2 separate regions of the Homo sapiens genome follow, and region 1 is linked to region 2. A link is a contact called in ENCODE Hi-C data. All regions are on one chromosome and are shown on one strand. The core of a region is the stretch at or near the end of the contact, and the rest is flanking DNA. Distances in the headings are between cores, read along the strand shown. Region 1 holds the start of SEC61G (SEC61 translocon subunit gamma). Region 2 holds the start of C7orf57 (chromosome 7 open reading frame 57).

What was found. Hi-C counts contacts between places; a loop is a spot of excess contacts on that map. Pooled maps may share reads with other maps.
Region 1: a loop to region 2 is called in a pooled map, with 7 times the contacts of the local background. The contact joins the promoter of SEC61G here to the promoter of C7orf57 in region 2. A Hi-C loop is called at or near these places in 3 of 50 pooled maps.

The regions. Positions count from the first base shown.
Region 1 is chr7:54,756,888-54,761,977 of GRCh38, reverse strand. It overlaps SEC61G (SEC61 translocon subunit gamma), which reads left to right and starts at 2,767. Exons shown (of 4, transcript NM_014302.4): 1 at 2,767-2,820; 2 at 4,384-4,483. The coding sequence starts at 4,390. SEC61G-DT (SEC61G divergent transcript) reads right to left here and starts at 2,665. Exons shown (of 3, transcript NR_110040.1): 1 at 2,454-2,665. RefSeq lists an enhancer at 1,629-2,564 and a silencer at 2,798-3,117.
Region 2 is chr7:48,033,621-48,038,199 of GRCh38, reverse strand. C7orf57 (chromosome 7 open reading frame 57) reads right to left here and starts at 2,657. Exons shown (of 9, transcript NM_001100159.3): 1 at 2,570-2,657; 2 at 1,837-1,992. The coding sequence starts at 1,891. It also overlaps a transcript of SUN3 not described here. RefSeq lists a silencer at 2,499-2,778.

The DNA of each region.
Region 1 (5,090 bases), core at 1,518-4,017, 6.7 Mb before region 2:
TTTTTTTGAGGAAAAAGGCACAGACCTGCTGCTATGGATGGAATGTTTGTGCGCCTCCAAATTCATATGTGGAAGCCCAAATGTGATGGCATTTGGATGAGGGGCTTCTGGGAGGTAATTAGGTCAGGAGGCTGAAGCCCCATGTTGGGATTAGTGTTCTTACGACCAGGAGGAGAGCTGGTCCTTTCTTTCTCTCTTCCTCCATCTCCCGCAATGTGAGAATGCAATGAGAAAGTAGCTATCTATAAACCAGTAAAAGCCTTCACAAGAACCTGACCATTATCTCTGACTTCCAGTCTCCAGAACTGTGAGAAATAAATGTTTGTTGTGTAAGCCACCACTCTATGATACTCTGTTATAGCTGCCCACGTTGACTAAGACCCCTGTGAAACCCTAAGACCTGTTAAATTACAGAGCATTACATTCACTCCCCAGTTCCCTCACCCGCCTTCTCAATATGTAGCCCCGGGCAAACACTGTTCTGATTTTTTCCACCATTCATTATTTTTGCTTTGTCTAAAATTTCTTGCAAATGGAACTGCACACTGTGCCTTCTTTAGCGTAGGCTTGTTTCACTCACCATGTTTGTCATTCATCAATGTTGTGGCAGAGAGTTTTCTTTCCTTAGCTATGGAGTACTATTCTGTTGTGGGACTATACCTGTATGTTTATTCATTCTATTGATGGTACCCTGTTGCTTTTAGTTCTGTTATCAATAAAGTTACTACGAACATTCCTGTACAAGTCTTTCTGTGAATTTAGTTTCATATATCTTCAATAAGTACCTGGAATTGGAATTGTGGAGCCATAGGTGGTGTATATATGCTTCATATTATGATAAACTACTAAACTTTTCCCAAAAGGGTTATGCCATTTTACACTCCTAGTAACCAGGAATTAGAGTTCTAGAGTTCTGATTGTTACGTATTTTTGCACAGATTTGCTGTTATCAGCCTGTTTTTTTTTTTTTTTTTTTTTACAGACGGAGTCTTGCTCTGTTGCCCAGGCTGGAGTGCAGTCGTGTGACCTCAGCTCACTGCAACCTCCACCTCCCGGGTTCAAGGGATTCTCTTGCCTCAGCCTCCTGAGTAGCTAGGGTTACAGGCATGCGACACCATTCCAGACTAATTTTTGTATTTTTAGTGGAGACGGGGTTTCTCCACGTTGGTCTGGCTGGTCTCAAACTCCCGAAATCAGGTGAGTAGACAATTATAACAATACACTGTAATGAAAGTTATTTGAATGTGGCCTCTCCCAGATTACCTTCTGGTACACATCTCTTTTTGAACCAGATTTTCTTGGATAAGGGGAACCACTGTATGTGTTACTTGATTTTCTGTGTTTTGCTGAAAATACTGTCAACTCAGACATTTGGTGGTTGGGGTGAACTTGCCAACATGTGATTTTATGTTTTTTTGGAATGAATTATTTTTTTGAAAATTATTTATTGAGCATTTACTGTGTTTAGCACTTTACTAGATGCTATATTATACCCACTTGGAGCTTATGGTCTAGTAAGGGGATTTACAGTGTAGGGAGACAGACCGAGGAATAAATAAATAAATGTTAATACAAATGCTATGCAGCAAATGAAGAAGGTATTGTGAAAAAGGAAAAAAGAGCATGAGATAGACAGGATTGCCTTAGATGGTCACTATAGGCCTCTAAGGAGATGACACATGGGCTGAAGTCCCAGGGATGAAGAACTAGTCAAACGCATCTCAGTCTGTTCAGAATTTAAAAGTGACTCTTAAAGCTAAGGCAAGGTATGTGTAGTGTGTATGGACCACCTACAGTCAGATATACGGAGGTGTGTGACCTCTAACCCTGACCCACTGAATCAATATCTGGAGGTTCTGGGGTTACAAATTTCATTTACTAAAAAACTTAACAGGAGATTTCAGTTACTGAAGAAGTTTAAGAAGCACTGAGAGTTGTAACACGTCTTAATGTTCCATCAGCTCTTCCTGAGTTATATTGTTCCTCAGATCCCGTTATGCTCCATTGCTAAAAGGAAACATGGCCGGGCGCGGTGGCTCACGTCTGTAATCCCAGCACTTTGGGAGGCCGAGGCGGGTGGATCGCGAGGTCAGGAGTTCAAGACCAGCCTGGCCAATATGGTGAAACCCCGTCTCTACTGACGGTTTCAGCCATCCGGCGGGGGGTTCCTGGAATGCATCCTTGTGGGTAAGTGGGGAGCTGTGTGTACATTATGACCACTCCCGTAACCAAACCTAGCGTTTGACAAAGGCCTCAATTACAGCGGCATTCATTACCGTGAATGACAGCCAAAGTCAAAGTTTGGGGTGGGGATACTATTTTGAATTAGGCCATAACATTATATTGCTCATAAGCTTCATTTCGACCAACATTATATACATACAAAAAGTATGTACCGTAAGGACACACATCAAGCTGGACCGCAGGAAAAAAAACCACAACTTAGGATTTACCTAGTCAGCCGCTACTAGAGAGCAAGCACCGCGCAAGGCCGCTGGGGCTCGTGCTGTGGACGTGAGTGGGTTGAGGTCGGGCTGGTGGGGTAACCCGGGATCCAGCCGGAAAAAAGGGATAACGCTAGACTCACACTCCTAAGGAAGGCCAACGCCCCAACTAGCGAGCTCCGCAATGCATCTCTTCCAGGAAGCGTGGCCGGGCGCACGTCGCGCTGCGCTTGCGCACTGAGGTTTCGCGTAAGGAACCAATAGGACGGAGGAGTGGGCGGGCTGTTGGCAGAAACCCGGATTCCGGTTCCGGTGGGCCTCCATCAGCAAGCTCCAGTGCTACGTGTCCCTGGCATTTTAGGTGTCGGTTGGGTAGGTGAGTTTCTTCCCACCGGTCGGTACGGGCGAACGGGGCGGCCACACCTTTGCGACTCTTGGGGGCAGCGGGCGTGGGCGAGCCGGCGTGTCTCCCCGGGCGGCCGTCGCGGGGCGGGCGGTAAGTGGTCCCCTGGCTCAGGGCCGGGGTCTGGCCGCCGACATCCCACCAACTCGGCCTCTGGCGGAAGGCAGACCCAGGGCCGCGGACTCCCGGCGAGCTGGGTGGCCGGCCCGCGGGGCTCCAGGGCTTAGCGTCCTGCCCCGGCGTCTTCTGTGCTGCAGCCAAAGATGATGTCCTGCTGCCCGATCCCTTCGGGGTTGGCTCTGTGTGCTGTTGTGGAGTCCTGTCTGGGAAGAGCTGTACTCAGCTCTGGTCCTGCCGCCGCTTCCGTGGTTTAAAGTGAGAGCATTGGTCTAGAGTCTAGTTCGAGAGATCATAGTTGGTTTTTGGATCTCTACCCCTGACATTGAGTGCGGTATTGTGTGTAGCGTGCGTTTTTCTGGATAAAGAATTCTTAGCTTCCTTCGTGACAACTATGATTACAAAAAGTTTAAGCCCTTTGGATTTCAAGAGCAAAGTTGAGTGAAATACTGAGAAAACAGACATTACTGTGTTTTTGCCCCCAGAACGTTGCAGAATTCCTGGTGTTTCATTGACATTATTTCATTTCGTTGTCCACACCCTACACTAAGGAAGGCAACTGGGGCTTACAGAGGTTTACATTCCATAGCCAGTGATTTGAACTACCACCTGGCCACTGTTCTGAGTACTGGAAATGGAGGAAAATACAAATAACACCCTGGCTGCTTTACTTACTATAGCAGTGGCTCTCAAAGCTAAGATCGGATAACATTTCTATTGGGTAATAGATTCCTCAAAAGAACCTGTATGGTAAAATATATAGCCCTGTTTCCTTAAAAGATGTGTTCAAATCGAAAAGTTTGAAATTTAGCTAGTAGCTTCTCAGAATTTGCGTCTTCCTTTAGCCATTCTTTATACTTTAGAAAAGTATGTTGTATTGGCACGTTTTAGAAAAATCAAGGTTGAAATTCACGTTTGCCTCTATTCTAGGCTCTTGCAGCACCGTAGTTGGCATTCACTGTACAAGACACTGGCTTCTGCGTAGTTTAAAATAAAATATGGAAAGTAATTGTTGGATCTCAACACTGATGGTTCCTTAGGAGCGGTGAGGGGACTGTAGAATGAGAAATGGATGGGACTGCAGAGTGAGAAAAGGAATGGATGTGTTACCAATTGCGTAACCTTTTTTAACCTTTTAATAGAGATAGGCTTTTTATATTGCGTGTGCTGTTCTTTGTCAGTGAAGATATCATGAGTAAGATCTGTGCTTTTCTTATTGCCTTTGATAATTAACTGAAATTTCCAAAAATAATATCAATTTAGGCTTTGGAGTTTGTTTTTTGTTTTATTTTAGGAGGTGGAATTGACCCATGTTAGACGTGAATTCAGTGGCTGGTCTCATTTACATCTTTATATAAATGAGCAAGTGCTTATTGTATGAGAACCAATACCAGTGAGTATCTTTTTTGTTTTAAACAGGCAGTCATGGATCAGGTAATGCAGTTTGTTGAGCCAAGTCGGCAGTTTGTAAAGGACTCCATTCGGCTGGTTAAAAGATGCACTAAACCTGATAGAAAAGGTAATTGCTTGACTATGAGAGAAAAAATTAAATCTTTGCATTTTCTAAGCCTTTTGTTTGATTAACATCTTGATTAATAGCCCTTGCATTACTTTGATCAACATTTTTATTGATTGATCCTGCGCGACAGCTTTTTAACGTTGTCACTTCTTCCTAAATTTTTTACTCGTCTAAATTTTTATGTATTTTCAAATGGTGTAAGATTATTTATTACAGCCTTATGTTCCATGTAACATTTTAGTTAGTAACATTTTATGACTTTTAGTATCTTACATATTTTCTCTTTGGAAAAGCTTTGAAGTCTCCCTACTCAGCTCCCACCCCAACGAACAAAACCTTAACATGAAACCAACAATATAGTTTTTGCCAAACTAGAAAGTTAATTTTGTTATTTATCATGATTCATGTGTTAAATTTGTCTACTTTTATTCATTCATTGAGTTAGGAGCTGGTAATATAATAGAGAATATAACATGTATATAATATAGTATATAGTATATAATATAGTATATAGTATATAGTATATATAGTATATAGTATATATATAGTATAGTATATAGTATATAATATAGTATATAACATGTATATATTATAGTAAAGAGAATAG
Region 2 (4,579 bases), core at 1,408-3,907:
TAATACAGACAATCTTTTAAGTATGTAAAAGACATTAAATAGCTGAATCAACACTATATGGTTTCGAAAAGGAAAGAAAAAAATTGGAAAAGATTTAAAGAATTGCACAAAAGATCACAGAGAATCAATTTAAGAATGAATAAGAGAATTTAGCAGCTTCATACTCCGATCATATTCAGTTCAAATATTTTCTATTTGAGAGAAGGCGTTTGATTGTTGCATTATTTTTCCGCTCTGTGTTTTGATTACTAATTAATCCACAGAGAACAGTGTGTCTTCTACCTTCTTCTCATTACTGGAAGCTGTGGACAGGCACTGAACTCGAATCTGGTTGGCCATTTGTAAATGCATACAAAGGAGGCACTCAGAGAATGAGGGCCTGGATCAGTAAGAACCATTTGTGACCACCTCACACACACGCACGCGCGCGCACACACACACACACACACAGAGGGTTAAAGGGACTAAGAGTTATCTCAGCTTTTATCATGCAAAAAATTGTTGGCACTTGTACAATATCAGTCATTTACTATCCTATAGATTTTTTATATATATATATAGCCTTCCCTGCCTTCTCATTTGCCATATATTAGTACTCTTATTTAATCAGTGAGGAAACACAGTCTGTGACAGTCTATGAGATGAACTGAAGATCCCCCAGCTCTTCTGGTCTCTAAGGCACAAGGCAGTGTGTTATATGTTCACATACCCGCAGGGGCACAGGCTCCTGCTTTAGGCTGCTGTGGCCTCACAGAACAGCTGTGGAGCCACTTACGAAGTGTGTGACCTTGGGCAAATTACTCCAAACTCTATAAAATGGGGGTAATGTTACCTTGTAGCATTGTTATGAGGTTAAATGAGTTAGTGTATATTAATACAAAGCACTTAGAACAGTGCCTGGCAGTTGTTAGTGTTCCTTACTGCTGTTCATACAGACAAGGTCACTAGAAGGCACCCAGAAGTCACATAAAGGCTCCAGAGCCTACTGGGAAAAGGCAAATCAGCCAGGCCTTCTGTGCTGTCCCCTTTCCAATCCCCAGCATGGCCACACTATCTTCAATAGTGGTCACAAGGTAGAGCTCTGGGCTAGCAGCATGTTTAGAGTATGAAGAAGGGTCACATTTGGTTCACTTCTGAGCAAATGTGCTGGCTCCAGGGTGCCGACCAGCTGCAACTCAGCTGTCCCAGCTGATCCCCAGGACCCTCTTCTCTACCCTCCTACAGCCTTTCACAAATAAAAAAGCAATAGCAAAAGGAAAAAAAAAAAACCCAGAAGACAGCATCTCAAGACTTCTTCTTCCTTCCCCTCTCCTCCACTTCAAACCCTGGCACATAAGAAGACATGAACCTCACTGAATTCCTTTTCCTGTATCCAGACACTAAACCCAGAATGTATATTTAACTTGCTTGGGGTCTAAAGTAGGAGCAAGGGCTAGGGATTCAGTGAAATTCCTAGGGGATTCTGCTAGAGAAGAAACTTCCCAGGTCAACATTCAGGAACGCAGTTGTGAGAATTGTATAGGGTTGAACTATGACAAAGAAAATTTCCAAGGGATCCTGTTGCTCCAGATTGAACCAAGATAGGTAGCCTTGGTTCTCTCTTGTTGAAAATAAAGAAAAACAAGACTCCCCCCACTCATATTTAAGTCTTGATTTCACACTCAGGCACAGGAGCAGTTTGTGGCTTTCTTTGACTTGTTAGTTTTATCACTTGGTCCTCCATCGTTCACACCCCCCTCCAGCCCACATAGAGGACGTTGGGTCCACAGCGTGTCTAGCAAGCAGAGTGCACGCACCCAGCTCTTTCTGGCCGGGACGCGCTCAGGGCGCACTCACCGCAGGGAGCGTAGCGGTGCGTGGCGCCCTGAAGTTCCTTGCTTGTGTTCCTCATGGTCAGGCGCTGCACGCTGCGGGAAAAGACAGATGCTGCCGGACCTGGTGTTCGCGGGTGCGCTGGACGCTGCCTGCTTGACCAGTTGCCAGGAGCTGCAGCTGCAAAAGCAAAATCCGCGCGCCCGCTCTGGGTCGGTCTGTACGCCTCGCCCTGACACGCCTGCAGGCGCCTTACGATCGCCTAGCGCTGGCACTTCCATGCAGGGTATACAGCAGGGGGCATGTCCACGCCAGGTAAACAGAAGGGAGCACATCACGCCGGTATACAGCAGGAACACACGCACGCCGGGTAGACAGCAGGGCACGTCCACACAGGGTACACAGCAGGGACGTACGCACTCCGGGTACACAGCAGGGGCACATTCACGCGGGGTATTCAGCAGAGACACGTGCGTGCGGGGCACACAGAGGGGGCACGTCACGCCGGGTATCCAGTACAGGCACGTCCACGCCAGGGACACAGCAAGTACAGAGAGGATAAGCAACAGGTAACCAAGGGGCCGCGGGACTTGGGCAGGCTTGGAGATCCCGCCCTGTGCTCATCCCAACCCGGCGACAAGGTGGTCCCCTCCCTCCAGCCCCGGCGCGCACTGCCCGCACTGCGAGCTCCGCACAGTGGACAAGGCCCGGGACCACAGTGGGCGCCCCCATTGTCCTCCAGCCCGCTCAGGCTCACCAGCTCCCCGCGGGTCTCCGTGGGTGCTGCCCGCGGCGCCCGGCGTTGGAGTTTTTACACGGCTGGCTGGCTGCAGCCAACCAAACCCAAACTCCCAGCGCGCCGCGGAACCACAACATCGGCGTCGCCAGGGCAACGGCTGAACGGCCAACCGGCGGGCGCGGCTGGAGCACTGTCAGCCAATAGGGGAAGCCTGAGGGGGAGCGGTGGGCCAATCAGGGCAGGAAGCGGAGCGCGGGCGCCGCCTGTCAACTGCCCGTAGCCCAGAGCCGGACCAGGGCAGGGCAGCGCAGCGATGCCACGGGGAACCGGGCGGGACGCAGCGGGGGTGGGAGCAGGGCCTTACTGTTGCAGGGGTGTGGGGGCGTGGGGACGTGGGGACGTGGACGCAGGAAGAGAGTCAGGCCTCAGTCCTCCTCATGCCGCTCTGGCTGGGAACCACAGTTACTGTAGAGCGGTCCAGAAAAATTGGGGACATGCATCACGTTTTCCAAATAAGTATAACTGTCTCACCCTAAAAACACAACAAAACAAAACACCCCACCAGTATACAAAAATAAAACATAAAAAGAATTTACTAATGAGATGCAGGAGTAATGATTCACTTAGTAAAGGAATCCTTAATTTTAGACAAATTTGCTTGCAAATTTCTCATCTAATGCATTTTTTTCAAGACTAATAAGTATTTGGAAATTGTGTGTCGATAATAAAATTATCATGTGAACATTCTTCCTTATATCTTATTTTTTGAGAATATTTCTGTTTTATAAGTTGAGAGACTTTTTTTAAAGCTCTTAACCATATTTATATGGAATCGCGTTTAGAACTCCAAACACTTGGCTTAAGTGTAAACTTGTTGCCTGCCTGGATTTTGAGATCTACAGAAAGTACAATGAGTATATTACCAATGGTGCTTCATGGGAATGAAGATTATCTATCTGGCATATGCTTGGTGAGGCCAATAGACACCAACAGCTATGGCGCAGTTCAGTAGGAGACACTTTTGATACCCAGAAAGCCCTATACAACCCTGGCAAAAATAATAAGGGCTACTTACCCGGTGGTAACCGCTTGTGAGAGTTTGAGGGGATAAGTTGATACAGAGAACATTCAAAGAAATCCTGTTGTTCCAACGACTGCAGCAACAGTTAGCAGCCTTGGTTTTCTCTTGTTGAAAATTTTTTTTTAAATCAAGACTTTTCATAATGGTGGGTATTTGACAACTTGAACTGAACATGAGTCTGTTTCTGTTACACGAGTATAGCCTTAGAAATCTAGCAGGAGACAGGTAATATCAGAATTGGTTAAAGAGAAGATAGTTTTTGTGCAGGAATTAACTCTAATTCTGTGGTTTATCCTGCTCTAATATAATATCATAATGAATTCTAAGCATCTTCAGTGGTCCAGTCATGAGTAATCAAGACTTCATACTGCAATGTCAAATGTTTGTTCCACTGCATATACACGCTCTTAGGTTATTGCCAAGCATGACAAATGCTTTTGTTTGTGCAAGTCACAGCATCCTCTAGCTACGGGATTGTATGGTCAAGAGAAGTTTATTTATTTATTTAGAGACAGAGCCTTGCTCTTGCTCTGTCGCCCAGGCTGGAGTGCAGTGGGGTGATCTTGGCTCACTGCCACCTCCACCTCCTGGGTTCAAGCAATTCTCCTGTCTCAGCCTCCGGTGTAGCTGGGATTACAGGCACGTGCTACCACGCCTGGCTAATTTTTGTATTTTTAGTACACATGGGGTTTTGCCATGTTGGCCAGGCTGGTCTCATACTCCTGACCTCGTGATCCACCTGCCTCGGCCTCACAAAGTGCTGGGATTACAGGCATGGGCCACCGTGCCTAGTCAAGAAGGTTATTCTTTTTTTTTTAATTGATCATAATAACTGGAGCTGTCATGACCAAAGAGCATCTCTATTCTCCATTGGATTAACAAAAAAGTACAGCATTCATCCAAGTTGATAACCTTCTTGACTGGCTGAAATCATAAGTTCAGTGATA